Linked DNA regions of Homo sapiens: all the other regions are linked to region 3. Evidence: chromatin loops called from intact Hi-C (ENCODE). Cell type or tissue: PC-3. All regions are shown on one strand. Each heading gives the region's core, and the rest is flanking DNA. Links, peaks and the distances in the headings are about the cores only.

Region 1 (11,148 bases), core at 2,079-7,078, 75 kb before region 3:
CTGTCGTCTATTGTTTTTCTTTTTTCTTTCTTTCTTCCTTTTTTTTTGAGATGGGATTTCACTCTAACTCAGACTGGAGTGCAGTAGCACAATCACAACTCACTGCAGCCTCAACCTCCCAGGTTCAAGCCTCTTCCCAAGTAGCTGGGACTACAGGTGCACACCACCACACACAGCTATTTTTTTAAATTATTTTTCTAGAGATGGGGTTCTCACCATGCTGTCCAGGCTGGTCTCAAACTCCTGTGCTCTTCCTCCTGCCTTGGCCTCCCAAAGTGCTGGGATTATAGGCATAAGCCACCTCGCCTAGACACCACTGCCTCTTCCTCCTCCTCTTCCTCCTCCTTTTTCTCCTCCTCCTCTTCCTGCTGCTCTTCTTCTTCTCCTCCTCCTCCTCTTCTTCTTCTTCCTTCTCTTCTTCTTCTTCTCCTCCTCCTCCTCTTCTTCCTTCTCTTCTTCTTCTCCTCCTCCTCCTCTTCTTCCTTCTCTTCTTCTTCTTCTCCTCCTCCTCTTCTTCTTCTTCCTTCTCTTCTTCTCCTCCTCTTCTTCTTCCTTCTCTTCTTCTTCTCCTCCTCCTCCTCTTCTTCTTCTTCCTTCTCTTCTTCTCCTCCTCCTCTTCTTCTTCTTCCTTCTCTTCTTCTTCTTCTCCTCCTCCTCTTCTTCTTCCTTCTCTTCTTCTTCTCCTCTTCTTCTTCCTTCTCTTCTTCTTCTCCTCCTCCTCCTCTTCTTCTTCTTCCTTCTCTTCTTCTTCTCCTCCTCCTCTTCTTCTTCTTCCTTCTCTTCTTTTTCTTCTCCTCCTCCTCCTCTTCTTCTTCCTTCTCTTCTTCTTCTCCTCCTCCTCCTCTTCTTCTTCTTCCTTCTCTTCTTCTTCTTCTCCTCCTCCTCTTCTTCTTCTTCCTTCTCTTCTTCTTCTCCTCCTCCTCCTCTTCTTCTTCTTCCTTCTCTTCTTCTTCTCCTCCTCCTCCTCCTCCTCTTCTTCTTTCTTTCTTCTTCCTCTTCCTCTTCTTTGGAAAAGGAGTGGAATTTGTAGTTCTGCTGCTAAGACATTACTTTTTACTTTTATTCTTTGTTAACTTCCCATTTTGAAAAATAATCACTTCTTCCTAAAAACCCTTCACAGCACCACACCCAAAGGCAATCAAAGAAACATTCCAACAATTCAAGGGGACAGAAATAAGAATGAACAGCTCACAGCAAACCAGAGAGGTGCGGTGGAACATGTTGGGGGAAAGCAGAATGCCCTTTAAACATGCCTTATAACAACTCAATCATTCACATTTTTAAAATTAAACAATTTCTAGGAACAGAAACCTAGAAAATCCTGCAGCTCACAATCATGGGCCTGACTCATGGAATTGTTATCTTGGGCAAATCTATATGCATCCAGAATTGTATAGAAAGAACTTGGTTGACAAAAAAAAAAAAAAAAACACCCATCTAAGTAAAAACAAACAAACAATCCTCTATAAGCTGAACATTTTACTATGTCCAAGTTAGTAAAAAGTGGAGGCTCTCATTATAGTTCTGCTTTGTAATATTCAAAGGTTACATAAATTATGGGTAAGCCAACTGTTTAAAAAAATCTCTATAAAGTTGTCATTTAAGATTACGTTCAACCATACTAACCCCATCTTTTGATTACCTTCATTAAATCCCAAATTAGATCCTACCTTTCACTCACAGCTCACACGCCACCTGTTCTGTAATTACAGATAACCGAATCAAGCCTAAACCAATGGGATTCTGAGACCCAACAAGGCCAGAGTAGATAAAAGACCTACCACCCACCTCACAGAAGAGGCCTCTTTGCGTACGCATTCTGGGATGAGAGTGCTAAATTTTAAACATTATTAGACATAATTAGGAGTGCCTTTTTATTTTTTAAACATATTAATATGAGCTTTATAACATACAACATTTTGCATCTGTTTTTTCACTTAATGTGATATAACTTGCAAATATCTCCATATTACATGGCCATGATAAGCCATCATTTAAATAGCTGTATGATACCTCACACAATGCATACACCATCATCTATTTCTTCCATCACCGGAGATCTAGAATGAGAAAGTTACTTTGCAAAATCCCAAGGTGAAATATTTCTCTGGAAAAGTTTAATGATTCAGGCCCAGGGTTTAGACTTTTTGATAACGCATAAAGACAGATGTTTCCCATTGAGAAAGGAAATGTGCCATTCAGAGTTCTGTTTCTTGTTGCTCTTCTTGTTTTTGTTTTTAGCACAACTAACCAACTTTCTGTTCTTCTGTTTATATAAAGTAGTTACTTATAAACTATAGCTACTTAGTTATATAGGCAGCTACTTTATATAAAGATGCCAGGGATTGAGTACCACTTCAGAAAGGAGTGGGGAATAATAAAAACTATGAGCCCAGTCAAGCATGCTTTTCCTGTTACTAGTTGTTGCACGTTTTGATTCCTAACTCATAGTAAGAATGCTTTTTGGTCCTAGGAGTTGGCTGGAGAGATTGAGGACATTTGGGATAGAAGAGGAAGGCTCTAACCAGAGACCACTAGGTCTCCTCTTTCCAAAACAACAATAAATGATGATTATTCTCAATCATATATGATTTATGTGAAGTTTGGCAATTTCTGGGAAAAAATCAATAAAGAAAAAAGATGTGCAGCCATGTGAAATACCTCTGGTTAGGCTTTTTTAGAATGACTAAATTCAAGATACAGATGTGAGTATGTGTGACTGTGTGTGCACGACAGAGATGGAGGGGAAGAAAGGAGACAGGAAGAGAAAGAGAGTGGAGAAGAGAGGAAGAAAGAGAGAAAGAGAGAGACAGACAGAGGTAGAAAGAGAGACAGGGAAACAGAAAGAAAGAGAGAAAGAGAGAACACAATATGGTGTGTTCTGTAGTTCCATGCAAGGGAGGAGGTGCTGGCAGTGAGAACCACCTGCTCTGACAAGGAGTATTTCAATCACTGACATCGTTGTAAAAAATCACTGTGCTCTGACAAGGAGTATTTCATCACTGACATCATTGTAAAAGTCAGTTGTGTTATTACTTTCACCTTCTCTGTAGACAACACACCCACTATGGCCTTCATTCAGGACAGACCACTTCCATTTATCCAACTCTCGTATGCCACTGGCTCCCACATATAGTACCTGATCCCTACAAAACAAAATCAGCTGGGGTAGTTGTTACTAACGCCATTGTAAGAAGGAGGAACATGAGACAGAATTTAAATGACTTGCCCTTAGCCATACAGCTAATGAGAGGTCAAGTCAGGATTTGAACTCAGAACATACTAATTCAAAAGCGTATATTCTGCCAAATATGCTAGCTCCATAAAGATGGCAATAGAGCTTTTATTCGAAGAGAAAAAGAGGAGAAGCAAGAAGAATCAGAGGTTATATATATATAGGGAAAACTACAGAGCGGCTGCTTTTACGTTTTTTGTTCTGAGATCTTTCCCTTCATATCTCATTATGCATTTATTTTATATTATGTTATTTTGGCTACCATCTGTTATGAGCTGAGTTGTGTCCTCCCAAAATTCCTATGCTGAAGCCCTAACCCCCAGTACCTCAGAGGATAACTGTATTTGGAGATAAGGCCTTTAAAGAGGTAATTAAGGTAAAATGAGGCCATATGGCTGGGCCCTAATCCAATGTGACTGATGTTTCTATAAGAAGAGGAAATTTGGACACGGATAGTGCAGAAGGAAGACCATGTGAGGACACAGGGAGAAGGAAGCCATCTACACGCCAAGGGGAGAGGCCTCAGAAGAAACAGCGCTGCCGATGCCTTGATCTCAAACTTCCTGCCTCCAGTACTTTGAGAAAATAAATCTGTTGTTTAAGCCACCCAGTCTGTGGTATTTTGTTGTTGCAGCCCTAAGAAACTCATCCACCAACATTAGACTTACACAGGGCTGCACTTCTTGGGGTCTGCCCCACACTGAGACCCTTCAAAATCACTCATCCAGGGTAACCCATTAGTTGTTTGTTTGTCTGTTTGTTTGTTTGTTTGTTTGTTTTTTGAGGCAGAGTTTCGCTCTTGTTGCTCAGGCTGGACTGCAATGGCATGATCTCAGCTCAATGCAACCTCTGCCTCCCCAGTTCAAGTGATTCTCCTGCCTCAGCCTCCTGAGTAGCTGGGGTTACAGGAATGCACCACCACGCCTGGCTAATTTTTGTATTTTCAGTGCAGATTGGGTTTCGTCATGTTGGCCAGGCTGGTCTCAAACTCCTGACCTCAGGTGATCTGCCCACCTCGGCCTCCCAAAGTGCTGGGATTACAGGCATGAGCCACCTCGCCTAGCCTAGCTGTTCTTTTAGTGCCGCAAGAGCAGGTCAACAGGGCCAAGCCCAGGATGTTATCTGTACCCAAGGCAGACATGGGGCTGGCCCCAAATCGACACTCCTCTAAGGGCTCCACCCCACCTTTCTCTTTTGTCTTTGTCAAGTGGATATTCGCCATAAATTTGTAGTAAAACATACACTGGCTGCCGTTGGCAGAGATGAGCTCTCAGTTTGGGAGCTACTGAATCAGGTCCTTAACCAAATATGAAATGACAGAACTGTTTCCAGCGGAGGATTAATTGAGCCAACTCAAGGCAAACATGACGTATTTTGGCATTGCTTTTGACAGATGGAAATAAAACAAACATTAGCAACCGGATTGCAGCTAACAATATGCAAAATTAAAGAAGGTACCTTTTTAACTTTGTCTGGGAGCCCACTGGCTTTTCTTATAAAATCTGCAGCAGGAAAAAAAGACAGAGCTGTTAATCTCGTTATCCAACCAGTTAGCACATGCAAACAAGGGGAATTAAAAGTCTTTGCATTCAGGGGAGGAAACAGATATTTGACACATGTATTTATTAAGGAGACTGGACTGGAAAATAGCACTGCTGTATTAATCAGAAATGGTCTAGAAAATACTTAAATAATACAACAGAATGTGCACAGACAGCATAAGCTGCTTACAAATGGAAGCCTGAGGTCTGAGTATTTTTATTTAAAGGTTAAATTTTCAATTAATTTTGTTTTCAGCTTGCTGCCATCCTTTCAAAGCATCACTGTTAATTGCTATAAAACAGTGTCTCCCCCGTTTGAATTCTGGACATGAAGACCTGAAGCTGTCAGCCATCTAATGGACATCAGGGTATTGGAGCAGAAATCAAAATTACTGTGTAAAAGCTGAACCAAAATGTCAGACTCTGAGAAGCCAGCGGATCAGTTAAATGTCCCTTTTTTCATGTGTTGAGTGTCTTAATCTGGATGTGCCACTGTAACAAAATACCCCAAGACTGGGTAATTTATAATAATTTAAAAGGACTGATTTCTAACACAATAATAATAGAAAAAAATGGAATAATAGAAATGTCTTATTTATTTCTATGACTAAGTTGAAGATCAAGGTGCTGGCAGGTTCCATGTCTGGTGAGGACCAGGACTCTGCTTCCAAGATGGGGCCTTAAGCACCATGTCCTCATGTGACAGAGGAAATAGAAGAAGATGAACCCACTCCTTCAGTCTCCTTTATAAGGGCCCTAATCCTATCTCGGAGTTCTGCTCTCATGATTTCACTGCCTCCTAAAGGCCCCCCTCTCAATGCTACCACACTGGCAGTTGAGTTTCCACATACAAAATTTTGGGGACACACTCAGACCATAGTGCTCGGTTTCTCAGAAGTAAGTTCCAGCCCATCATGGGAAAGTGCAAATAGATACATTCTATTATTAGAGTTTCCAGATAACCCAACTTCAGCGGGCTTGTGGCAGGCCAGCGTCTATATGCATACTTACTCAGTGGGTCGGCAGAGGAGAAGAAACCCATCGCCTCCTTTACAATAGAACTGTATACCTGGGAAACCATGTCCCTGGCTGTGAGTGAGCTTATCAACTTCTGCTGGGTTAACTGGCATTTCAGGACTCCCTCTTCTCAGCTAACATCCTCATTGTCTGGGATCATAGGAAACAAAATTGAGAAAGAATTGTGTCACTAAGAATTGGGATTGGAAATAGGGTTAAGTCTTGAGTGGATGATAGAATTTTATAAAATAGTCACTATTTGAGTGATGAGTACTTAAAGCTCAAACTCCACCATTGTGCAATATATCCATGTAACCTGCATGTGTGCTTCTGAATCTAAAATAAATTGTTTTACAAAGAAGGTTTGGGGTTTAAATACATTTACATATGTTTTGGCTGGAAGACATATGTTTTTTGAGAGTCAGAATTAAGTGTGAGGATGATTTTAAATTGAGAATAAAGGAGAATGATGGCATTGAGGATAAAATATAGCATTATTTAAAATAGCCCAGTATCATAGAAAGAACATGGATTTTTTTTAATAAGGCAAATCTACTTTTGCAATTCTGTGCCATCTCTTAATACTTATGTAACCATGTGCCAGTCACCAAAACTCTCAGTCTCAGTTTCTTCATCTGCAAGATGGGAATAATAGTGTCTACTCTGTGCTTTCTGAACATTTTTACATTTATCCAGGAAAAATAGACAGATGATAAATTAGATCAGTCCCTCCCCACCTCACAGGGACATTTGGCATTGTTTGGAGATATTTGTGATTGTCACAACTTGGAAGGGGGGAATATTGCTCCCAAAATCTAGTAGATAGAGGCCCAGGATGCTGCTGTATACCCTAAAATACACAGGACGGTATCCCCCACCCCTAGAATTATTCAGTTCAAAATGCCAGTAGTACTGACACCTGACACTGATACTGAAAAACTCTAGATTAGATCTAGGTAGGTAGATGATACAAGATACATAAATAGCAAATGGAGAAGTTGATGATTTATGTCTTATATCTCCATCATATTTATGCTTCCATCATATATATGTGTGTGTGTGTGTGTGTGTGTGTGTGTATTTATCATGGACATTAGTTGATGGCTAGATAGATGAGAGACAATTCTTACATGAGACACGCTAGGCATCAATAAATGGAAGTGATTTTAAAATTAAACCTAAAAACAGGATTAATACCATGAGGGTTGGGATAAAATAAAGGAAGTTGCTAAAGGTGAAATAATAATCTTAGAAGTGAAACTGTGCCAGCCATCATGCTAAGTGCTGTGTATTCTTATAGCATTGTAGATTGGTGTTCATTCAAGTCTAAGACTAGGATTCATGATAGATCTATGGTTCGGGCTAAGGTGGGGATTAAGGGTAGAGCTGTGAGACAACCCTGTCAGTAGACATTTTTTCCAAAGAGCAACCAAAGCCCAGCAATTGTATGGACAGAGGCAAACAGCCCAGCTACCATCCAGTCCGAGTTCCTGCAGTTCAAGGAGGGGACAGAATTCATGTGACATTTACAAGTCAGGAAGGCCCACTCTACAATTTCCCACTTACCCAGGCGTTTGCAACTGAGACATCTGGAGCACGTCGATGACCAAGGTCCATCCCATGTTTGTATCCATTTCCTGGAGGAAGAAGCAGAAGTAAACTGGAATGATTTGAGTTTCATGTGAAGGGAGAATGCCGTGCATTCCAGTACTGAACAAATTTTGAGAAACGACGCCGTTTGTTCACTTTGTATTGAAGAGGATAGGAAGTTTATGAGGTTCAAGATAATGCCTCTACCCTGCATCAATCCACAGGAGTGACGAGCATCTTCAGAATGCAAGAGAACAGGGTATTTGAACCAGTATTGGGAGTGTCAGCTGTCTGGTCGCATCTTACTCTCAGAAGGTAGGTCAGCAAAATCACACCAAAATTTCAAGACAGTTCTGTAATGTCATAGTACATAAGAATAAAGAAACTTAAAACATTGCGTGGTATCCTGGCTGGAGAAAGACTGCTTGTAGGGAGACCCCCTGAAACTATTGCTACGGAATAAAAGATGAACTGCTCCTGATTACTGTAAATAAAAAGTTGCATGCAGGATTGTGTAAAGACAATGCCAGGTTGGACTGCCAGAATGAGCCAACAGCGTGTGATGTGCTTCCCCCTGCAGAAAGCCTATGAATGGACGTGCAGTCAGGGAGGTTTCACATCACCAAGATTCCTATCCCAGAAAAGCAGATGTTCATAGCTCTGGGAATGGAATGCGACCCTTGTGGAAAGCCTATAAACGGATGCATGGGGAGCGCCTGTCCATATGGATAAGATAGGGCTATAAACACCCTCATCTTGCCGCGGCTCTTCTAGGCCTCTTTAGGGTTAAAGCATACTCCCTTCTGAGAATTTCTGGTCTAACCAGTTGTCTAGCTTCATGTCCTGTTTCCATGGATTGTTTGTAACCAGCTTTTGTTACAATTGTTACTGCTGATTAATATCTTGCTAATCATAGGTTACGGAAAGACTGTGCTTCTGTTCTAAGGCTCTGTTAGAAATTACTGACGCACACACTATATTGTAAATTGTTATCTCTGTATACTGTACTTCTACATACAAATGTACTGTACTTCTTCATACAAATGTTATGTTAAAGAATTACTTCATCCCCATGTGACCATCTCACCTCATAATCAAATGACCCTAAATCCCTCACTGACCTACCCCCGCCCTCACTAAACTTAATAATAAATGCTGGTATACCCAGTGCATTGTTGGCACCGCGGGACCAGAAGGCAGTGACCCACCTGGACCCAGCTTTCACTGTCTTGTGTGTGTCTATTATTTCTCAACCTGCCGATCCACCTAGGAGCAGAGAGAGAGCCCCGTTGCATTGCAGGCTGCTGGCCAGATCCCGCAATAGCTGCTCAAACAGAAGGCAGGTTGTCTGAATGGAGCATGGTGAAGAGGGAAGGAAACAGACTTGGCAGTCATTCACCTGCAGTGTCCTTGTCAAGACTCACTAAATCCGGGAAGCAGCTAAGTGGTCCATAAAGGGCCGTCTCTGGTAAAAGGCTGGTTTGTTCACAGGCTTCTTGTGTGGCTGGTGTGAAACATCCCTTACTCTGTGCTCTTCCTCCATACCCAGAAAGTGAGCCACAGATGACCATCTCCCAAATACTCAGTGCAGAAAGTGGAGGTCCTTGTAGGATGGCACGAGCATTTTTGTTCCTGGGAAGGTAGGTTTCTTTATAGCAATTTATGAGGTGGAATTTGGTTTACATTTCAGTCTCTTGAATCTGGTTTCTGGTGCAGTCCCTCATGGGCTAGATCTTCTCTGAATGTTCAGCCAAAATATCTTGGTGACAAAAGGAGAAGACGAATTCTGAATCATAATGACCTCGCTGTCATACCCCTATAGAGGGACCCTCAAAATTCACACACAAAAAAATAAAAATAATCACAATTCCATCTTAGAACATTTCTCAGTTTAAGATATTGTGCTCGTTTGTAATTAATGTCTGTTCCCATCCTCTGGAAGTTGCAGAGAATCACTAATCTCTTTTCTGTCTCTATAGATTTGCCCTTTCTGAACATTTTGTATAAGTGGAATGATATATTAGATAGTCTTCTGCATCTGGTTTTTCTCAGTTAGCATAATGTTTTTAGAGATTCATCCATGTTGTAACATACATCAGTACTTCATTTCTTTATATGCCCAAATAATATTCCATTTTACAAATACACCATATTTTGTTTGCCCATTCACTTGTTGAAGTATATTTGTGTTGTTTACCCTTTTTGGCTATAGTAAATAATGCTGCTATGAACTTTTACGTACAAGTATTTTGAACATATGTTTTTGGGTTTTTTTCTTTTTTAATTTTTTATTTCCATAGTTTTTTGGAGACAGGTGGTATTTGGTTACATGAGTAAGTTCTTTAGTGGTGATTTGTGAGATTTTGGTGCACGCATCAACTGAGCAGTATGCACTGAACACAATTTGTAGTCTTTTACCCCTCACCCCCCTACCACCCTTTCCCCAAAGTCCCCAAAGTCCATTGTATCAGCCCAAATGTCCATCAATCAACAAGTGGATAAAGAAATTGTGGTATATATACATACAATGGAATAATACTCAGCCATAAAAAGGAATGAATTAATGACATTTGCAGCAACCTGAATGGACAGAAGACTATTATTCTATGTGAAGTCACTCAGGAATGGAAAACCAAACATTGTATGTTCTCACTCGTAAGTGGGAGCTAAGCTGTGAGGATGCAAAGTCATATAAACAAATGTTTTTATTTATCTTGGGTAGATACCTAGGAGTGGAATTGCTAGATCACTTGGTAAATTTGTTTCCACTGGTGGGGTCTTGACCAGCCACAGATCCAGCCTCCTCCTCAGCATTGGACAGGGTTATAATGGGATAGCAAGAACCTACCTGCTACATGTCTACATCATTCGTTACTTGGGAGATTTCCTATTAAAACATTTGAAATTCCACCCACCTTTAAATGGAGGACAGCCTTTTAGTCACTACCTGAGTATGTGATTTCAATAAGATGATCTTCTAAAATACAAAAGATGAGAAAGTATCTTGGAGAGGTGACAACATGAAAGATGATAATGTGATATTACTGCCATCATTAGGATTATTCACTTGTCATCTGAGACTTAAAGTGATGGTGATTTCAGCTTTGTCTGGTAGGATCAGGGAACAGCTAAGATCTAATTCAAAGATCCCTTGACTCTGATGTTTGTTCCCACCACTTCCACTTCCTAGTTATGGGAATTTCTGCAAAGTGATTTGCCTCCCCAAGCTTTAGATGCTTCCCTTACAAAATGGGGCCACCAACATCATTTCTCAGGGTTTCCACAGGATTAAATAAATGGCAGCACGTTGAATCCAGTCCCTTGGGCTATTGGGTAGGTGTTACCAAACCCTAATTTCTTTTCCTTTTTTTTTTTGTTTTTTTTTTTTTTGTGACAGAGTCTTGCTCTGTCACTCAGGCTGGAGTGCAGTGCTCTTATCTTGGCTCACTGCAGCCTCAACTTCTCTGGGCTCAAGTGATCTTCCCTCCTCAGCCTCACAAGTAGCTGGGGCTATAGGCATGCACCACCATGCTCAGCTAATTTTGTTTATTATTTGTAGAGACAAGGTCTCACTATGTTGCACAGGCTGGTTTTGAACTCCTGGACTCAAGCAATCCTCTCACCTTGGCCTCCCAAAGTGCTGGGATTATAGGCATGAGCCACTGCGTCCAGCCTGGACCCTAATTTCAATGTAGGAAGGTTGTATATCTCAAGGGAAACCTCAAAGAACCAAAATGTGCTGGAGAATAGGCTGCTTGATTTTGT
Region 2 (11,148 bases), core at 3,083-8,082, 120 kb after region 3:
TCTCTCTTGGATCTCAAGCTGGAAGAAATGTTTAAGTATTTAATTACTGGGCTGATTTTCAGTGTCTAGAAGGCATTTATCTATTGCAAAGGTTTTCAAAGGTTGTAAGTAGCATAGAATAAAACCGTGAGTCTTTTTAAAAATTACAACCACTATAGGGGATATAATTGGAGAATATATATAATTGGAAAATGTAATTGGAGAATTATAGCCACCAGAGAACGTAGGTCCTCACGTAGCTAAGGTGTATGGTTTATCCTCAGCTGTTCTACATGGGAACACTTGCAGAAAGCATTAACACGCTTCTCTTCTAATCTATGTCCATGCCTACTAGACTAAATCCCAGCAGGAAGTGGCTATTCCCCACCTACACCACCCTGTTTTGAAGAACCATCCATGCTGGGATACAAAATGTCACCACCATCTCCTGCTTTTCCTGACCACTGCATTCTGGAAGCAAGGATCTGAAAGCAGATATGGAGTGAGAGAAACTGACACAGGTGAGAAGACTCAAGGTACTTCCATAGCTGCTGGGTGCTCTGGACAGGGCATCGCATCTCAATGCCTACACACAAAATGGATTTAGGATGGAGCCTCTTACACGGCTTCACATCTGACCTTTGCAGAGGGTGAATGGCCATCTAGTTTTGTTCTGAAAATTCTACCTTCTCATTCATAACTGGTGGAATGCCTCCAAGACTGGCAAATGATTGGCTGCTTAAGTAACTAAGGGAGTTTGGTTTTTGATTGTATTTCAATATTTCACCCTCTTGTCTTCAAGTTTGCAGTAAGAATGACTAGCTTGGCATTTTCCTCAGTATGGAAAGAAATTTTTTTAAAAGAATTATTCTATGCACTACTTTACCTCCACAAAGGAAGTGCAAGTACTTTGAGGTAAGAACCAATATATTGTTTAATAAACAATAATATTCATAAGAAGCTTAGGAGACTTCAGAATAACAATTATTAGTTAAATAGGAAGAGACTGATTGGGGAACAGAGCAAGAATAAAATGAGATGAGTTGGATGGGAATTAAATACTGATGAGGAGAAGGAAACTCAAGGTTGTCCACTGGGATATCCTACTTTTAAACCAAACTGACCCCCTCACCACCCTCCATAGATGCCACAAAAGAATGCCCATCTCTGGCCTACAGTCTTCACCACACTCAGTGTCACTCATGTGCCTGCCTTGTTTCTGCCATTGCTGTTCCCCCCAACCCTTCTCTAGAGTCTACCTTGCTTTGAACATTTTTGGCTTTGTTTTGTTCTTTTTTTGCTGTGTTTCCAACTCCACTGTGATTCTCATCCTGGAGGTGAGAATACATCTGACTTGTTTAGCCATCAGCATTCTGAGCCTAAGTCATGGTTTGCATTCATCCTCTGGCTTCTCTCACTCTAGATTACTCATCATGAGACCCCAGGACAGTCCTCTCCCCAAGTCCATTGCCTACCTCATTGGCCCCTAACATAGGAACAGACACATGGGGGATCAACATAAGGAGGTTCTATTAAAAGATTGTAGTACCACCTCACCTATAAAGTAGAAAGCACAAGGTTCATAGATCTCAAAGATTCTTGCAGAGTCCTGAGTATATTTATGAGACACTGCTCCAGCTGCAATCCTGCATTTTGATAACATCTTATGGGAACTAATAGTATCAGCTGATTTGAACTCTGAGATATGCTCTGATCACCAGCAGAACAAAGTCATTAGAACTTTTTAATCCAGGGTTTATCTTATGAAGACATTCATTCAACAATATTTATGAGTGCCCAGCACTGTGATAGATTCTGAAGATATGATGGTAATCAACAACACAGAACAAGAGTGATCCCTGATAGCAGCAGTCCCCAGCCTTTTTGGCACCAGGGACTGGTTTCATGGAAGACAATTTTTCCATGGATGGTGGGCTGCAGGAATGGTTTTGGGATGAAACTGTTCCACCTCAGATCATCAGGCATTAGATTCTCACAAGAAGCGTCCACCCTAGATCCCTCACATGTGCAGTTCACAATAGGGTTCATGCTCCTGTGAGAATCTAATGCCACAGCTGATCTGACAGGAGGCGGAGCTCAGGTGGTAATGTGAGTGATGGGGAGCGGCTGTAAATACAGATGAAGCTTCACTGGCTTGCTCACCAGCCACTTACCTCCTGCTGTGTGGCCCGGTTCCTAACAGGCCATGCACCAGCACCAGTCCACAGCCTCAGGGTTGGGGACACCTGCAGCTTATAGAACTCATGATCTCGATGGAGAGGCATGGCACTAACCAAACAATACACTAGTAACTGTAAAGTTATAAGTTTGGTAAGGACTATGACCAAACACAGCATACTGTGCTGGTGAATAATATGGGAAACTGACCTAGTTTGAAAATCAGTAAAAGATTTATATGAGGAAGAAAATAATTTCTGAGGTCTGAAGAATGAGTTGGCATTAAATAGCCAAAGTGAGGTTAGAGGGCTGGGGACAAGGGAGGCCAGTGTGTGCGGAAGCTCTGTTGCAAGAGGGAACCTGGTGAATAGAAGAAGTGAAGGAAATCTGTGAGTTGGAACCAAGAATGGATGGGAATTGGAAAATGAGGAAGGTGGAGATTGGGATGGGCCACACAGAGACCAGGTCATGGTGAGAGTTTTGGCTGGAATAACAGGTCAACATGATTAGATTTGAATTTTGAAAAAAAAAAAATAAGTACAATAAATCTTGCTCCTGTGCAGGGACTGGCCTGTAGGTTTTGTCAAGAGGGAGGGAAATAAATTGAATAGGAGTCTATTACAGTGGTCCCAGTGAGAGTGATGATATTCAGCTTGGAGTAGGATAGCAGCAGTGGAGATGGAGTGGAGAGGATATACCCCAGAGACATATTCTAGGAGGCAAAATCAGCTGAACTGGCAATGGATTGTCTAGAGTGGGTAAGGAAGACTATAGAGTTGGGTTTGGCCCTACTGTTCATCCAGTGCTCACTCATGCAAGGTAATTCAAAGCCAAATAAAACAGCTTCAGCCAGGCACAGTGGCTCACGTCTGTAATCCCAGCACTTTGGGAGGCCGATGTGGGCAGATTATGGGGTCAGGAGTTTGAGACCAGCCTGGCCAACATGCTGAAACCCCATCTCTAGTAAAAAAAAAAAAAAAATTAGCTAGGCATGGTGGCACGCGCCTGTAATCCCAGCTACTCAGGAGGCTGAGGCAGGAGAATTGCTTGAACCCGGGAGGTGGAGGTTGCAGTGAGCCGAGATGGTGCCATTGCACTCCAGCCTGGGCAACAGAGTGAGACTCCATATCAAAAACAAAACAAAACAAAGAAACAGGTTCATGAAAATAGATTTGGTCAAAAAGTAGGACTGGGGAAGGCTACTTGACTGAACAACATTGAAAAATGGTAGCTGTGCTGCTCTTTCCAGGATTCTCCATGTTGTGAATTGACCACTGCACTGGGTATCTTCAAACATATTTTGTCCTTAGCTCTGTTCTGGAATCTGTGTGATGCAAAAGTATTTTAACATTAGTCCATAGAAAAAGAACTATTGAATATCCAGTGAAATGGAAATTCAGAAACATGCATTTTTTTAAATCTCATCAAAAAGCTACATCAGGATACCTAAACCATTCCCAACTCTGCAATTAACTTGCTATGTGACCTTGGGCAATTTCCTTTCCCTCTCTGTGCTTCCATCTCTGCACTAAGTAATCTGTAAAGCAACTTCCAGCCCTAACATCTCTGCTCACATGGAGAAGAGCATGCCCATAATTGCAGGTAATTTAACTTCTGTTTAATGTTGAGTCTTGCATATCCAGCTCCGTATATTAACTTAGGAAGTTATTTCAAACAAAATACAACATAATCTACAGTCAATTTTGAAACACATTTGTTCTAATGAAAAATGTTCTAAGCAAAAACAACCTTGTATAAGAGTTACATTTTCCTAATGGGCAGTGGGCAAAGGGAAACATCAAAATATGTTCCAACTCAGCAAACCCTGAGAATGCACGCCACATAAACACGGCTGTTGGTTCCCAGTAAAATTAGCTACATGTTAACCTGCACAGTCAGACTCCTTGGATGATTTTTCAGTGTGCTACCAGTTTATATCTCAGGCTTCCCTAGTGCAGCACACCTGATTGCCTCCTCTGCCACATCCTGCAAAGGAACATCTGTTCATAATGTCTTGATGCCGCTTCCAGGAATATACCTGCACTCTAGGCACAGACTAGGTTAAATGCCCCCCCACCTTCCACCTCTGTTGCCAATTCCTTGCTTTAGATCATCATCATCCACTGCCTGGACCACGGCAACAGCAGAGTCACTGGTTAATCTGATTCCAGTTATCCTATCCCATTATTCTATGTTCTGTGCCAGTTTCCAGAATAACAAGCACACCTGTCTTCTCACCCCTTTCCTCTAAAGCCTCTCTGATACACAGGATTAAGCCAAATCTCCTAGACATGGCATTCCAGGTCCTTCAGGAACTGACTCCAGGCCACCTGTCCAGCCTTACCTGTCCAGATCCAGCCACATGTGCCCTTCCTCTGAGACACACTGGCTGTTTCCCTCTTCTCACAATATGACATTCTCCTCTGAACCAGCTCATCTTTACTGTGACTATTCCCTTTTCCTGCAATGTCCTCTTTCTCTTCTTAGTGTACACCCACTCATTCAACAAATGTCTAAGCAGCTACCATAACACAGGTGAGGTTATTCAATGATGCCTCCTCAAGGAGCTCTCAGACAAGTGGGAGTGACATGCAAATGGACAATTAAGGGATAGTGAGATGTGTGCTATTAGGGGGAGCTCAGAGGACTTTCAAAAGAATGCCATCCCTGATTTGAACGTTAAAAGGAGAATAGGAGCGAACCCATCTAAGCTGTGGGTAATTCTAGTGGAGTGAGCAGCCTTGCTAAGGAAAAAAGATGAGCAAGACAAAGAGGAGAGGAAAAATAACCTGGTTATATCTGCAGGAGAGAGTGCATGCTGGAAATAGGGAGGATTCGGACTAGAGGGGTAGGTGATGACTAAGTCATGATGGGGCTTGTATGTCACAAGGGGAGGTTAGCATCCCCTTGAGAACAAGGAACAAGGTGGAGCTACTGGGGACTTTAAGCAGAGGCGTGACCTGGGCAGATTTGTTTTTTAGTTTGATATCCTGTGCTGCCACATGGCAGGAGCCCGACAGGAGGAAAAGTGAGAGGAGGGAAAGTTGTTGCAGTGAAGGACTGGTCATGGGCTGTAAAAATGTTCTTTGAATAAATAAACAGGTGAATGAATGAATGAGTCATTGCCTTTCTTGTAATTCAGTGAATTCATTCTTAATATTATAAATAGTCCAATAATATAAACATTCCCGTCTCACTGATCCAAGTCCTGCTAAGCAAACCGTAAAAATATTAGGATTTAGTTTTACAAAATTTGTTTTTCATTACTAATATGGAACAGTACTCTAATTTTGCTAGTCTAGCTAGAGAGAAATTGGCAACATTGAAGAAAAAGTGGCTGCAAAATGGCAAGATTGTCAAATTTTGTCAAGCTCTTTACGCTAGCGGGAAAATATTTTTGCATGCTTCATCTAATGTCAATCATCTCTGCAGCCCTACCAGTAAGGAGTATGGATAGCTTCGCAGCAATATCCCCAGAACCCTAAAATCATGCTGTCTCCAAACACTCCTACACAGACTTGCAGCTGCTCCAAGAGAAGCTTTACATTGAAATGCAGCACATGAGGAAAATGAAGAGGTATTCATTAACTTTAATGGAGTTTCCTTTATTCCGAGATTATATACTTGATATCTAGTGGGTTGTGGTTAAAATGTCCTTCCTAATAGAAGGTGGAAGGTATTTCTTCTTGTTTTATGGCCCCTCGCTTTATGCCCTTACTTAGCTAAGGAAAAAGTTGGTTATTCTAATGTGCTCCAAAAATATTTAACATTTTAAAGGTTTATAAAATTTAAAAGTTTGAGGTCTACTCTTCTGTACCATTTGGAGGTCTTATGTGGGACACATTGGACCAAGTTCAGCCAATTTTATTGAACGAGTTTTATTCCATGAGCTAACACCAACTCATTGTACTGAAAAGGATCCTGAGCCTCATATGTGATCAAAAGTGGGGAAAATATGCTGGAATCCATTAATGAGGTCTGCTGTGGATGCGAAGGGGAAAATCGTGACCCATTTGCAGTGGTAAATATTTAACAACTACTCTCTAAAAAGAAGAAAAGCCCTGATTTGTGACATTGGCCAATTTCTATGGTGACAATGCTCTCACCACGGCCAGTTCCAAGCCACTAACACAGCATAACAAGGAAGAGCTGTGAAGAAATGCACATGATTGGCCTTCATGAGCTGGTACGAGCCAGGCTCAGAACACCCTGGCATACTTGCCGCATATTTTCAGCTCCAATTCTGTACAGTGGGAGCCATGGCATGCGTGTGCTTCAGTCTTCGATTCACAGACTGCAACTCTTCTTTCCCTTACCCATGTGTCCACATGATATTCCTTTGATGGGAGAACTGTCATATGTTTCTGGGTTTTATATTAATATGCTTAATTTATCTCTAGCATGAAATGAAATGGATGATCTCACAGATTCCTTGCTGGCAAGAACATTGGCACTAAAATGTGAGTGCTGACACGCAAACATCAAAACATGAACGACACTGAAACAAAGCTACTGAAGTCCATCACAGGGAACTGGCGTTAGGTGCTGAAACTGATGGAGGCCTAATTGGGATCTGCCTTCTTGCTATGGATGCCACAGAGACTAACACTTATTAAACAACTGGAGCTTGTTATGTAGTGTCCAAAATGAATGGACTCAAGACGCTATTTCTAGGCTGAGCAAGCAGCTTTCTGAAGAGCACTAAATCCTAATATTTACTAAACATTGAGTCATGTCATTAAGCCTGAGGTGCAGGGCCCAAGAAAGGCTTACAGTACTGAGTGCTGGTTTTGTCATCTGGCTTCATGCACATTCAACTCATGCCTTACTTCTCTGAGTGCTAGCCCAGCCTCCTCCTGCTTCACTCCGGAGCTCCAATTCCCTTGAAGAAAAGCCAGAAGGCTGGTTCAAACTGGGGTTTTAAAATCTAGGAGTCAATATAGGATTGGAAGAGTTTGGAACCTAGAGATTGGGTACTGTTGTCCAAAGCATAGGTCTATGCAGGCTCCAGTGTGTGGCTATGCAAGGTTCCAATGTGCAGTTGTACAAGCTGTGTACTGCACAATTCCAGGAGACACTATTTTATGTGAATATTTCAGCCCTACATCTATAGGGCCTGGAAGTAGGGTAGGATATGCAGCAAATGGTCAGTGATAATGAATAGGGAAGATTAATGAAAGGAGTTCAGGAAGGAAAAAAAATGTTGGGACTGTTATAGCTGAGCCCCTCTAGGGAGAAAACTGTCCTAGAAAAGCTGGCTTGAACTAGACTCAGCATTGTACAGATATGGAAACCAAGACACAGAGAGGGAACTGCTCATTGCTCAGAAAATGAGGGGATTGACAGGAAGAAAAAAGTTGTTGCTTGGGCTAACAACCTGGGGACAAGAAGCTCTTGCAACTCAAGCTCAGACGTGCTTGTAAACTCAACAAGTGAGTGGACATGCAGGTATGGGACCAGGGACAGAATCAGAAATTAGTTGGGAGCCCAGGGAATGCTCCAAGAGCAGGACAAGGGTGGGATGAAAAGATCCCAACCACTCCATAATTAGTGTAGATCACTGTGCATTGGCAGGTATTCCCCCATCACATCTGCACAACAATCTTGAGTTCTGTTCTACAGTCTCAATATCTAAGAACTGGAGTTCAGAAAAGTTAGGTAACTTGCCCAACTTCCCACAGCCAGGAAGCAGCAGAGCTGGGAATTGAATCTAGTTATGTCTAAGTCTAAAGGTAATCCAATTAAGTCTAAGTCTAAGGGCCTGGGACTGGAATCCAGTTAAGTCTAAAGACCTGTACCACTCAAAGTCCTTTGATGGGCATCACCAGCACCATCTTGGAACTTAATAGAAAATTCAGACTCCCTGGTTCGATCTGAGACCTACTGAATTAGAATCTGCATCTAAGCAAGATGGCCATGTCACTCAAGTTTAAATTTGAATAGCACTATTCTAGAAGAACCCTTTCCAAGTATCCTTCCAAGTGATTCTGCCTCCAGAGTATTAAATCCTGATTCATTTTTTTTTTTCCAGTATGGTTGGACCAAGATATTCTACCATTCCTAGCAGAGATTTACCCTGGAGCAAGAAAAATGTCAGGGGGTTGAAGCTGTTATTTCCTCTTCAATTTCTTTGCTAATGAGAGTGAAAACAGCACAGCCATGTGTGACTGCTCTCATGATGATGACACAGCCAAGATGAGGCTTGTTTTAAGGTAAAATAACTGTTCTGAGCTGGCCACTGTCCCAGGGATTCATCCAGCTTTATGTGACTTTTCATCGCCTTGGCTGTTGAGCAGAATGAAATTCAGTGTAGCTTGTGATGCAGATGCCAGGAAAAAGTAGGAGCAAGGCTGAGACTATCGGGTTTCACCTCTCTTCTCCTCAAGCTGTCAGAACAAACCGACTTCCATCACCCTAACCCACAGGAAATTATATAAAAGATTGACCACTCAAAATGGACTTTCCCCTCCCATAGGCCTTCATGGAACATAGGATCCCTCCTTCCTGGCCATAGCTGATCAGACCAAGGATGGAACAGAGATGACATGGGTCTCCCAGATTCATATACCCATTCTTATTTATTCTGTCTCCCTCTTTCTCTCCTCTCTTCCATCCCTTCCTCTCTTGCTCTCTATTCCCTCCTCACTTTCTTTCTTTATTTCCTCTCCTACACCTCATATCTGGAATTGCAGAAGAGAGAGACAAATTCTGAGTCAGCAATGAGGGGATTCTAGTATTACTCTAAATGTCCCCCCTCCCATGCCCTCTAGGTCCCCACCTTTATATGCTGAAAGCTGCTGTCTGCAAACACCTGCAACTCTGGCTGCAGGAGCACATTTGGCCAACATACAGAGGAAGCGGGAAGTGCCAAAGAATTAATGCCTCTACAAGCAAGAGTTAATGCAGCCCTGAAAGAGGACTAACTGCATTTGGTATATAAATCGCCCAAGCTCTCTTGTCCCTTACGTAGGCTATCTCAAGAGCACATATTCTACACTGATGTCTTGAGTTCCTCAAGAAAGATTAGGCTCCAGTTGCCCAGAATGGTAACTTGCTTAATAAAACATCCTTCACTGGCTTCCTTTTCTCCCTCTCGCCCACTTTTCCTTGCCTTTCTCGCTCCCCACCCACTTTCTGGTATTTCCCAGACTCATCTTCCAAATAACCACTTGTATTTGAATCTTCACATCAGGATCTGCTTCTGAAGTCTATCTCAAGGAGCCCTCTAAGGTGAAGGACGAGGTCATGGAGAGACATGGGGAACCAAGTTATGGGGAAGCAGGAGTGGCAGAGGCAGAGGAAGGGGTGAGGGAGTCAAAGGCCCAGAGTGGGTAAGGGGAGGCTGGGGGTTCCTCCCCTAAGCAGCCTCAGCACCACGTGGCTCTCCAGGTGCAGGCCTAGGTCCAAGATACCTTACAGAAAGCCCTCTTCTTCAAAGGCCAGAGAAAAGTCCTGGTCTTTGCACCCCGTGGAGAACCTAATTACATTGGCAAGCCAAACCAAGGCAAAAAATGGTGGGTTGGAGGCAGATGATGTTAAAAGAGCAACAGTACTAGCTAGCCCTTCTTGAGCGTTTCTGAGATGCCTAGCATTTTCCTAGGCACTTTGAGTGTGTTGACTCATGCAATCCTCACAACCACTTATGAGGTAGTTTCTATCATTATCATCAGTTTACTAATGAGGAAACTGAGTCACTGAAAGTTTGAGTGATTTGACACAGTTCTTGAGTGTGTCAGATTTAGGCTCAAACGCAGTCAGTTGAGCCCCTAAGCACCACACTAAACCAGTCCACATGGCACTAGCTGAGGTCTGCCCTCCTTTTAGAGGTGGGTCTTCACACCTTCAGAACTTATATCGCCAATGCAGTGTTGTTATGGTCTCCAAAAGTTTCTGGCCTTGGATCTCTTCGCTTCTTAAGGGGATTTTGTCCCAAGCAAAATACAGGTGCCTCAGGGGACTGGATGGAGCCTGAGAGAGGCTTGAGTGAGGCCGAGCCCCTGGCCCAGCACTCAGGCCAGAGGCGAGAGAGATCAGCTGCGATGCTTTTTATAGCCTCAGACAACAAGCCACTAACCACGAGCTGGCAATCACGTGATGAATGCAGAGCCAAGAGCTTTATCAGTTTTATAATTTACATGGTCTCCATCTCTGTTGAGTACATTATTCCCATTTCACTTTTGGGAAAACCGAAGCTCAGAGAAGATAAGTACTAGGGCCCGTTGGGTCAGTTTGCCCTACAGAGCTCGAGTCCTTGCCCAGAGGTTTTGGGCTGACTCTGGGCTTAGGTCGCCCAAGGAGCTCGAATGGGTGGGGTGGCTGGAGCATATGGACAGGACTATTCAGACAGTGGTGTGGCCAGCCATTAGACATGGAGGGCATGAGGAGCAGGGCCCAGAACTCAGGAATAATGCCTGGAGCAAACAGGTATCAGTGCCCCTGCTGGGGATCTCCAGGGTTGGGAAGGCTCTCATGAGACCAAGATTTTCCCAGAGACACTCCAGCGTCTCAGCGCACACTGTGTTCCCTCTAAGTCTGCTCTGCTCAGCCTAGGGAATCCTTTTCTGATGCTGTGGTGGGAAGCTTTGCTCAGATCCACCATGAATTCTCTCCAATCTGTCTCTAGTTGCTGCAGGGCCTACGTTTTGAAAACTCAAAAGCCAGTAACAAAATGATGACTGGAAAAGGAGTAAGGGGGAGCTAAGGAAATGGCAGGAACACTGGTTAAGTCTTCAAAATTGTATCACCACCACACCCCCCTCCACCAAGAAATATGTTACCTCGGTTGTTAAAAGCATTGATACATCCAGCATTTAGAAGTGCAAACCTCCAGTTGTTTTGGGGGGATACACTTCCTCATTTTTTTTCCTCTCCTTTATACTTTAAAGGTGAGGAAAGATCTATGCTAGTTTTTTCTTTCCTTCTTTCTTTCTTTTTTTTTTTATCCTCAGAGACCCGAGAAGTCAAGAAGGAGCCTGAACCAAAGTCCCTGAT
Region 3 (11,148 bases), core at 3,787-8,786:
TTGGAAAACCAAGCCACACTGGGATTCCCCAGCACCTGGAGCAGGACCTGGCATGCAGCTCCCCCAGGATTCCAGACTGAATTATTTCCTCCCCAAATCTCTCCCCATTTCAACTACATTTTTCCACTCCTTTTCCACGGTAGACACAAATGAGGGTTCCATTAAGTCTTGGGCTAGTGAAAGCTTGAACTAGGAGTCAGGTGAGGCAGCCAGTCAGGGGTCTGTGCCTTTGTCCCAGGAGCAAGCCCTGTGCACAGCTGGAGCCTTAAGATCTTCTGAGCAATGGAAAGGGGACCTATAATAATCCAACATCCTTCCAGGTGACGTCATTCTGAATTCAGAATTGGCCTTCAGGCTGCTGCCCATGAATGTGAGAGGGGGCAAATGAAGAGTGAGAAAGAAGTAAGGTGGCTGCTGGCAGAAAGGGACAGGTGGCTCTGGAAGCACCTATTTTCGGTTGGATCAGAGTGATCTTAGAGTAAAATGTCTGCTCCCTGCAAACCCACCTGTGTCTACGCATTGTGTGCCTACCTCTCAGCCTGGCTACTTCTCTTTCTTTCTAAAGTGTTATGGGGAGAAAATTAATCTCTGTTCAAAATAAGGGACGTGGGTTCTGTCTCTTGCTGGTCCAGGGGAGAGGGAAGAACAAAGCCTCTCTTCAGTTTTTGTCTTATTACACTTCCTGCAAATGCTCTCAGCTCCAGCTTCTTAGAGTGAAAGTCACAGTTGTCAGCCTCATCATGACTGATCATTTTGCTCCCTCTTTTCCTGGATCTGAATGCTTTTCTCTCCTCCTGGATCTGCTTGTTCTTCAACCCCAGGCGCAGTGGCTTTCTCCAGTAAGGGCCTGAAACAGAGTAGCTCCTGAGTCAGGAGAAAGGCATGGGTCCAGAGGCAAAACCAGGGCATGGAGATGAGATCCTGAGAAACCAGAGAGAGATGACGTCCTGAGGCTGAGAAACCAGAGCAGAGAAGAAATTGACAGGAGATTCCGGGATAGCCATTTAGGGGGTCACATTCTGACTGGGGTGAACCTTGACCTTTTCTTGGCTTGCCTTTGGAGTTCTTGGCACCCTGAGACCAGTGTTTCCACGTCATCTAGGGGGCTGGATAAGCAGGCAGATTCCTGGGCCTCATCTTGGAGCCACTGAATGCATGGATGGAGGGTGGCATCTGGGAAGGTGCGGTTTTACCAGCTCCCCACGTGATTCCGAGATACCCTATAGAGTAAGGCCCCTGTTCTAGAGAGAGAAGAGCATAGGATGGGGAGCTGATCCTCTGGGTTAAAACATGTGTCAACGTCTTTCTAGTTCCTGGCCTTGGACCCCACAATGGGCTTCTGTTTCCTAATCTACAAATGCAGCCAATGTGTCTACTCTAAAGGGCTATTCTGTGCATGACTTAAGTGAGTCTGCAGATAAAAAATCAGTGAGCCCAAAGCCTGGCACAAAACAGACATTCAACTGATAGGAGCCACCTAGAAAAGAAGGGAGCCGGCCTTTGACCTATAAAGCTCTAAGGAGGAACTAGCAGGAGTTTAAGAGCCCATTTAACCAAAATTCCACAGAGATAAAAAGGAAAGAAGAGGAAAGAAGAGCCTCATATTTTGTAGCAATATCCAATCATTTATAAATTGTAACATTACTCTGAAGGTGAAGGTCAACGTGACCCCCAGGTATGTTGGTCATTATTTTGTTTTTCTCTTTCACATTCAAAAAATTGTTTAACATGTCCCAGGTTCAAACTCTCCCCAACAAAGCCATAAGCTGATGCACAAACCTGAATTCGGAGCAGGGACATGGGAGGATAACTTCCTGTTTATCTCCCTGTTGAGATACTGCAATGGGCTTTGCAGTTAGCACCAGCTCCATGTTTTCAGCCAGAGTGGCAGGTGGGGCAGACTAATTTGAACACTAGACCTCTTCCTTATTCTTCAGAACTGCAAACTGAGACCTTGTTCAACTCTGAAAGAGCACTCAAATTTAGGGACCAAGAAATATCATCACATGTACAATGTAAGTTAAATCTTTTAAAGGAAAAATATTCTGAGATCCTTATACGTGTGGAAGAAGGAAAGATACACAGTTTAACTTTAGTCTTTTTTGATTAAACACACGTGTTAACAATTTAAGGGTAATGTATCTACCAAAAGAATTAAGATAGAATGTATAATTTATAAACCTGGAGGGTAAATATAAATACATAAATACGTAGAATTTGAGAAATTCAATACAAAGCAGAAAAAAGAGAGAAAAATACACAAAAAACAGGGTAAATGTAACATACACAATCAAATGGTAGAAATAAGCCAATATATACTAGTGTTCATGAATAAACTAATTCTTTTAAAAAGACAGGCATTCTCAGATTAGATTGAGGGGTGGGGGTAGAATCCAGCTGTATGCTGTTTATGAGAGTCACACAGAAAATTTGAAAGTAAAGTTATAGAAAAAGGCATCTTAGCCAAATGAAGTCAATTCTCTTTACTCATGATAGTTATGTTTCATAAATTTACCATGAAAACTGAATTAGCAAATACTGAACCATTGTTCCTAGGGGAAATACAGGGTTAGGTTACTACAAGCTTCTGGTCACAACATTTTCATCAACTGACCAATACGTAACATTGTTTTGTTTTATGTGTGTGTCTGTTTAAAGATACCTCACTTAATATATAGTTGTGATTCCTAAACATTGAACTATAGCTCATGCCTGAACAAGACTTACGTAACATTCTTATTTTCTCCATAAAGAACATCACAGCCTTTGAAACACTAGATAGCACTTCACACTGGCTTGGGAAACCTTTTCTTTTTTTTTTTTTTCTTTCTTTGAGATGGAGTCTTGCTCTGTCACCCAGGCTGGAGTGCAGTGGTGCGATCTCAGCTCACTGCAACCTTCGCCTCCCAGGTTCAAGCAATTCTCTGCCTCAGCCTCCCAAGTAGCGGGGATTACAGGTGTGTACCACCATGCTCGGCTAATTTTTTTGTATCTTTAGTAGAGACCAGGTTTCACTTGAACTCTTGACCTCGTGATCTGCCCGCCTTGGCCTCCCAAAGTGCTGGGATTAGAGGCGTGAGACACTGCACCCGGCCAGGGAACATTTTAAACTGCACAATCACCAGGAAAAAATGGCACTGAAATGCGAAAACCATGGAATTAAAATGACCTTGAAAAGGACACTTGTTGACATGTGAGAGCTGAAACAAGCAGGCACAGTGTACCCGTGTTTGACTTCAGATGGGAGCGTGCCCGTCAGATGACTCAATTTTGTCAACGCTGCGCATGCCCATAAATGACCATGGAAGTGCCAAGAGGATTTATTTTGGGGCTACAGATAAATGTTAGCAAGTAATTACATTCCCATGAATAATGAAGATCAAGTGTATTAGTGAAAAGAAAAATGGTGCAGCTATGTTAATATACAAATGAATAGCCAATAAATGAAGTTGGGACAACTGGCCATCCCAATAGAATAGACAATGGAATAAAATAAGATCTCAACTTCACAACACACACAAAATTAAATCAGATGGTTTTCACCTAAAAGTCCAAAAGGTGTGAGTCTGTGTGTGTGTATGTGTGTTTGTGTGTGTGTGTTGACAAGTTAGTTATAAACTAGAATTATGAAGATCCAGGAAGATGGAAGATATCTTTGAAGAAGAATAAAGGAGAGAATTTACTCCGCTGAGCCTCAAGACAGATTATAAGCTTAACTAATTAAGGTAGTGTGGTACTGATGCAAGAATAGACAAACTGACCAATGTAACAAAACAGACACCAGAAAGGGGACCACGCAAAAAGGGGACATTTGATTTATGACAAAGATGCCTCCACAAAGTAGCAGTGAAAAGAGAGGCTTTTCAATGGATGATTGTGGAAGAACTGGTTTTGACACAGAAAGAAATTAAACTGACCTCTGTATCCCCAGACTGGGAATAAATCCATTCCAAATATTCAGTCCTAGACTGGATAAATGCACTGTGGAGTATTTGTCCAAGGGCACAACATAGCATCATGGGAATGAACAAATGATCCTGCACCTCACGTGGACTAATGTCACAGAATAAATGTTGAAGAAAAAGAAGTCAGACATGAAAGCTTATGTGCTATATTACTTCATTTATACATAATTTAAAAATACAAGCAGAACTAAACAATACGGATACTTCAATAATTAGTAAATACTATCTTGAGTTGTTTACTTAAGGATGCTTAAATACATAGTAAAACTACAATGAAAAGCAACAATACAATTGGCATCATAGTTAGGATAGTGGTTAATTTGGGCAAGAGGAAGGGGTTATAATTGACAGTGGACACGTGAAGGGTTTCTCCGGCCCTGAGGTTTTATGTCTTGACATAGACTGTAGTTATGTTTGTTTTATAATAATGGAGCTGTTCATTTTAATATTGTGAACTTTTCATAGTTTTAAAAAAGGACCACTTCAGTTCGCTTGCATTATGGATTTAAATGTAGAAACAAAACCTTGACTTTTTTGGAAGAAACTATTGGAGACTCTATGTATGGTCTCAGGACAGAGAGGATTCCTCAAACAAAATGTACAATGCACAACTACATCAAAGGAAAGTTTACAAATATCTGTAAGAAAGAAGTTGCTGAAAACAGCATTAAAAGATAACCAGAGGCTGGGGGTGGTAGCTCACACCTATAATCCCAGCACTTGGGGAGGCCAAGTGTGAGGATCGCTTGAGCCCAGGAATTGGAGACCAGCCTGGGCAACATGGTGAAACCCTGTCTCTACAAAAAAATACAAAAAACTAAGCTGGGCATGATGGTGTATACCTGTGGTCCCAGCTACTTGAAAGGCTGAGGTGAGAGGATCACCTGAGCCCAGGGAGGTCAAGGCTGCAGTGAACAGTGTTTGTACCACTGCCCTCCAGCCTGCGTGACAGAGCAAGACCCTGTCTCAAAAAAATAAATAAATAAATAAAGAGAGAGAGAGAGAGAGAGAGAGAAAAGAAAAGATAGCCAGAGGTTGGAAGAAAACATTTTCAATGCATATAAGCAAAAAAGGGTTGGTATCCAGAATACATAAAGAACTACATATGAACATATGAAAACATAATCATCTTCTCTATTAATCAGATAAATGTAAGTTAAAAAAACTTAGTGGGATACTGTTTTGAATCTATAAAACTGTCAAAAATTGCCATGTGCAATAATGTCAATGTTAGAAAATGGGATCTGTTATATTGCTGGTAGGAGTGAAAATGCGTACAAACACTTTGGAGAGCAATTTGGAGATATGTAGTGAAACTGAAAATACACATTTCTGAAGACCTAGGTAATCTACCTCTAGGAACTCATACTGGAGACATTCTTACACGTATCAATAAGGAGACATAAGGAAGAGTATTTTCTGGTCTTGAACTCCTGAAACCAGGGGATCCTCCCGCCTCAGCCTCCCAAAGTGCTGGGATTATAGGCATATACCAGCACCCCCAGCCTAAGAGTGTCTGTAGGAATCCAAATGTCCATCCAAGAGACAATGGATAAATAAATTGTGTTATTACCAAATATTGGAATATACTCTATAGCAGTTGAAACAAAGGAACTAGGTTTTACATGATCCACATGGCTAAATCTCAAGAACTTAATATTGAGAGGTAGAGAAAAGTAAGTTGCAGAAGAACACATGTATGATACAACGTATATATACTTAAAACATGTAGCACATACCTAGGTAATGAAAGAAAAACAGTTACAGGGAGAATACAGACCAGCTTCAAAACAGTGTTTTCCTCTAGGCAAGGAGAGAGGAAGGGAGGGAAGTGTGATCCAGAAGAATTGAAAAGGTGACTTCAACAGTGAGGTGTTTTATTTCCTTTAAAGAAAATATGAATCAAATGTGGTAAAATAGGCTCTTTGTTGAAATCTGTCTGATGTACACATGTGTGTCTGATTCATCATTTTCTGTCCATTTCTATATACTGTAAATATTTCAGAATTCCAATAAAAATGCAATAAAATTTAAAAGAGAGAATATGCCATTCCCTGCGGTGATGACGCTGCCTAACGTGATGACTCACACAGTTTGGAGTTTCAGTATTTCATTTTGTAAAGCCCCTTGGCTCCACTGGAAACAAGTCTGGGCATAGAATGGAGGCTGGTCAGTTGGTGACTGTGCTCTGTCCTCCAGGGCCCAAAGTAACCGTCCTCCAGAGTGATATGTGTGTCACTGTGCAGTAATTGCTGTTTATGTGTCTGTCTCCCCCATAAGCCTGGGAGCCCCAGGGAAGCAACAGGGTCTTCTTCATTTCACTGGCACATAGGAGGTGACAATAAACACAGTCTGAATGGGAGAACCCCATGGGCACCAGCTCAGGATGCTGAACACATTGGTAAGCTGGAGATCTGCTCTGAGGATATTCTGCACCTGGTCCTGCAGGGTGCCCTGGGATGGGTCTCTTGTAAACGGGTTTCTCCATGAGTCCAGTGGGCTATGTCCTGGAAGGAGGAAGCCCAGAATAGACTCAGTGTTCTTGGCCTCTTCTTTCTGACTATACGTCACACCAAATGGCACCAACACTAACAATGATGCTGCACACATTTATGAATATTTCTGTGCAGAGACCCAAAGGGACTATACCAACATGAAAACAGTCGCTGCATCAAATTGGGGAAATTACGTTTTTCTCCCTTCTCCCTATTTTTCCAGTTTTCTACAATATGGTTTTATTGTCCTAATAAAACCTTATAAAGAATATAAAAATCCTATTTCATCTATGAAGTGATGAAATAGGTGGCAAGTGTTTCAATGTTTCAATAGACTTCATTCCCCATGCTTCAAATTTTCCCTTTGAAATGACCAGTAAATACATAACTAGAATATATATAATTAGAATATACATACAAATACATGTATATTTCATTTAGCATAAATAATGCCTAAATAATACAGACAACAGTACCATGGAGAAGCAAAACATTATGTGCTAGTTCTGCGAGAAATCCTGCAGCCAGGGTTAAAAAATAGAATGCAGGTTTTCATGCTCAGGGTCCAGGGTGGAGGCCAGGAACTCTGCATGTACACCAAGCTCTCCAGATGATTCTGACTCAAGTGGTCTTCAGATCGCAGTTGGGAAAACAGTGAGATAAAGAAAAATTTGGGGTGGGGTTCAGTGCCTACCTGAGAAAGTGGCAGTGACATGATGTAAGTGAAAATCAGACAGACAAAGAGTAGAGATGAATGGATGGGCAGCAAATGGGTGGCTGAGATCAGCTTACCCTCAGCCTTCCCTGACACAGAGGGGGCTACAAGTTAAGTGAAGACATTTGGGGACCAGGGAGGGACTCTGTCTAGAGTGTGAGGGATAGAGGTGAAGAATACTGCCCCTGAGAAAGCAACCAACTCCAATGGCCACCGCTAGATGTTACTGATCCCACCACCTGCACAGAAGCCAGGTCCCCAAGCAAGTTAAAATCAACCTCAAGTAATGCAGCATTTCCCATCTTTCTAGGACCCAAGTATTTGAACAAGAACCCATTCAAACTCTACCATAACTCATTATTCTCCCAGTAATGGGCAAATAGATCTTCTCTCCAAGAGAATGAGAAATAAAAGAGAAATCACTGGACTTCTGAGAACATTTAGTAGTTTGTAAGAGAAGAATCATTCTGAGGCATCACAGCAATGTTACAGACAATATCAAAAGACAGAGTGAGAGAGAATTCAATAAATCATCTAATTTAAATATTAAATAAATTGGTTGGCAATTATGTGGCTCATATGAAAAAAGATCAAAATGTATTACTTTTAGGCCGGGTGCGGTGGCTCATGCCTGTAATCCCAGCACTTTGGGAGGTTGAGGCAGGTGGATCACTTGAGGTCAGGAGTTCAAGACCAGCCTGGCCAACATGGCAAAACCCTGTCCCTACAAAAAATACAAAAATTAGCTGTGTTTGGTGGCACACACCTATAGTCCCAGCTACTCTGGTGGCTGAGGCACAAGAATCGCTTGAACCAGGGAGGCGGAGGTTGCAGTGAGCCAAGATCATGTCACTACACTCCAGCCTGGGAAACACAGTGAGACTCCATCTAAAATAATAATAATGATACTTAATAAATAAATAATTACTTTTAAGTGAAAACACATTATTGAAATAAAATATAAAGGACAGAGGCAGAGGGTAGCAGATGGTATAATAGTGAGAACTCCTGAGTTTAATTGATTCACTTGAGGAATTCTCCTTGGGGTTTTCTGCCCCCAAGTCTCACTTTTCCCCAATCAGTCCTCTATGAATTGAATGAATCCTTTTATGAATTGAATTAATGCAGTTCTACCTATGCCACTCTCCTGCTTGAAGGCATTAAATGGCTTCCAATTGCCACTGAGTTCCTAGCACCTGAGGATGGCACTGAAGACCCTCCTACAACTGAGCAAATGTTGCCCAAGCTCCACAGAACTCTTTGTTATTCCTGCTGGGCACAGTGGCTCACGCCTGTAATCCCAGAACTTTGAGAGGCTGAGGCAGGTGGATCACCAGAGGTTGGGAATTCACCTGACCAACATGGAGAAACCCCCTATCTACTAAAAATACAAATTTAGCCACGAGTGGTGGTGCATGCCTGTAATCCCAGCTACTCAGGAGGCTGAGGCAGGAGAATCGCTTGAACCCAGGAGGCAGACGTTGTGGTGAGCCGGGATCGTGCCATGGTACTCCCCCATCTTGAAAACACAAACAAACAAAAAACCCTTTGCTCTTTGCTATTCCCGTTAAGTAAGCCATATGTTCCCACTTCTGCAAATTGGTCCATGCTTTAGAGATCCCTCCCCATACAAAGTTCTTTCCTCTCGCTACCTTCTAATAATGTGAACATCATTGAATGCTTCCATATGCCAGGCACTAAGTAACGGCACTTACTGTCATTAAGTACGTAAGTAAGCACGTAAATACGTAAGTACCACCAAATATGGTACTTACATACATCAAACAAAAACATAAACCACTGCTATTATGTCGAATACCTAACATGTTGGGACATTTGCCCAAATACTGGTGATGTAGCAGTGAATAAAGCAGATAAGCTCTTTTCTAAGTGAGGAAGATGAGCAGGGGACAGTTAATAAACAAAAACTATATATACAGTGGGACTGAATTGTGTTTCTCCCTCCACCCTCCAAAATGTATATGTCGAAGCCCTAACCCCCAAAGTGACTATATTTGGAAATGGGGCCTTGCCTTGAGTAGATAATTAAGATTAAATGAGGTCATAAGAGTGGGACCCTAATCTGATAGGACTGGTGGCCTTATCAGAAGAGAAAGAGAGAGATTTCTCTTCATGTACATGCATAGAGGAAAGGCCATGCGAAGGACATAGCAAGAAGGTAGCTGTCTATAAGCAAGGAAGAGCGCCCACATCAGAAATCAAACCCCACCTGACCTTGATCTTGGCCTTTCCTGCCTCCAGAACTGGGAGAAAGGAATTTCTGTTTGTTTAAACCACCCAGTCTATGGTATTTTGCTATGGCTGCCTGACTGTCCACTAAATCTTGCAGATTTCTGCACAAGACAGGCTGTCGCAAAAACAGACTTTGCAGTAGGGGCATGCATTGTGGATTTGAGGAATACCTAAAAATCCAGTATGGCTGGAACAGGTTAAAGCTGGAGAGTCGAAAGGTGATACAGTTGGAATGGGAGATGAGGGACAGGGGTGGGGGCAGATCATGGGGGCCTCATAGGCATAATAAGACTTTAGCTTTCACTCTGAGAGCATGGAGAAGTCACTGGAGGGCTCAGCGAGGAAAAGAATAACATGATTTGAGACATTATGAAAGGATCATTCTGGCTGTTGGTCAGCAGTGGAAGCAAGACAGCATTTAGGAGGCTGTTTCACAACCTAGGTGAGTAAGATGGTAGTTTGGACCAGGGTAAGAACAGTGGAAGTGAAAAGAAATGGTCACATTCAGGAAGTATTTTGGATGTAGAGCCCATGAAATTGGCTGTGGATTTCATATGGGATACGAAAGAAAGAAGAGTCAAGGATGACACGAAGTTTTTATTCTCAGCAATGCACACGATGGAATTGTCAATAACTGAGATAAGAGGAGCTTCTGAAGGAGTCTGAGTGGGTGGAGATGGTGGAGAGTTTGGTTTTGGACATATTGGGAGTCAGATGCCGATGAGACATACCCAAGGGAACGTGTCCAGTAGGCCGCAGATGTCTGAGTCTGGGAGAGTCTGGAAGAGAAACGTAAGTTGGCATTATTCCAGCCATTTAAACCACCTGGTAAGCCAGGGCCTGTAGGTCAGGACATTATTAAATGAGTTCACCAAAAGTGTGCAAGTAGACAGAGAAGAGTTCCTAGAACTGAGCCTCGGCTGGTCCAGCACTAAGTAAAGCTTAGGGAAATGAAGAGGGAACAGCCAGAGGCTCAGAAGGCAAAACCTGGAGCTTCAAGGAAGACCAATAGAGTGTGGCATCTTGGAAGCCACATAAAGGAGGAAAAAATGGTCATTTGCATCAAGTGCTCCTGCTGAGTCAAGTGAGATTTGGACGAGTAACGACCTTTGGGTTCTGCATCATGTAGGTCATTGGTGACCTTGACCTAGAAGTTGCCATGGGATGATAGAGGCAACAGCCTGATTGGAGTGGTTGCAAGAGAGAACAGGGAGTGAGGATGGAGAGACAAGTGTGTACAACTAGTGTAAGGAATTTCTTCTAAAGGAAGGCAGTGAAACAGATGGTAGCTGATGGGGAAGGTGGTTTCAAAGGAGAGAGGTTTTTTTCCATGGGTATTATTACAACATGTATGTGCATTGATGAAAATATCCAAGTAGAGAGTGAAGGACCTATCATGCAGGATAAAGGACAATTACAGGAAAATATTTTACCCACTTTTACAGAGGAGGAGGCTAATATTCAGAGAGGTGAAGTGAGTTCACTAAGGTCACACAGCTAGTGGTCTGTGGATCAGGATTCAGACCATGTCTGCGTGGATAAAGTCTGCATTCTTAATGATTCTTGCTACTTCGATTCAAACCTTCCCTCAAATTCAAGTTTACCTCTACCTTCATGTAGCTTGCTTCAAACATTCAAGCTAGAAGTGATCTCTGTTTCCTCCCTTTGACCTCTCATACCACTTAATCTTGATGTTTTATTACAGCTATCCATTTTCTGT

The links. Peaks named below come from ENCODE experiments on the same cell type or tissue, not always from the same donor. Only the 100,000 strongest peaks of a DNase experiment are listed, where the experiment ranks them.
Region 1: it touches region 3 in a loop (4-fold over the local background); 1 of 110 quality-filtered maps calls a loop at or near these places.
Region 2: a loop joins it to region 3, with 11 times the contacts of the local background. A loop is called at or near these places in 1 of 110 quality-filtered maps.

Annotation. Positions count from the first base shown.
Region 1 is chr16:65,805,347-65,816,494 of GRCh38, forward strand. It overlaps LOC107984823 (a long non-coding RNA gene), which reads right to left and starts at 7,975. Exons shown (of 3, transcript XR_001752334.2): 1 at 7,360-7,975; 2 at 5,788-5,943; 3 at 4,694-4,737. In PC-3, for the core only: no CTCF peak of the experiment used is centred there; a DNase peak (open chromatin) is centred at 4,575; H3K27ac peaks cover 1,098 bases.
Region 2 is chr16:65,996,472-66,007,619 of GRCh38, forward strand. No RefSeq gene overlaps it. Among named protein-coding and RNA genes, the nearest start is that of CDH5, 360 kb to the right of the region's middle. In PC-3, for the core only: no CTCF peak of the experiment used is centred there; DNase peaks (open chromatin) are centred at 5,110 and 6,910; H3K27ac peaks cover 1,572 bases.
Region 3 is chr16:65,878,217-65,889,364 of GRCh38, forward strand. No RefSeq gene overlaps it. Among named protein-coding and RNA genes, the nearest start is that of LINC00922, 310 kb to the left of the region's middle. In PC-3, for the core only: no CTCF peak of the experiment used is centred there; a DNase peak (open chromatin) is centred at 5,985; H3K27ac peaks cover 2,096 bases.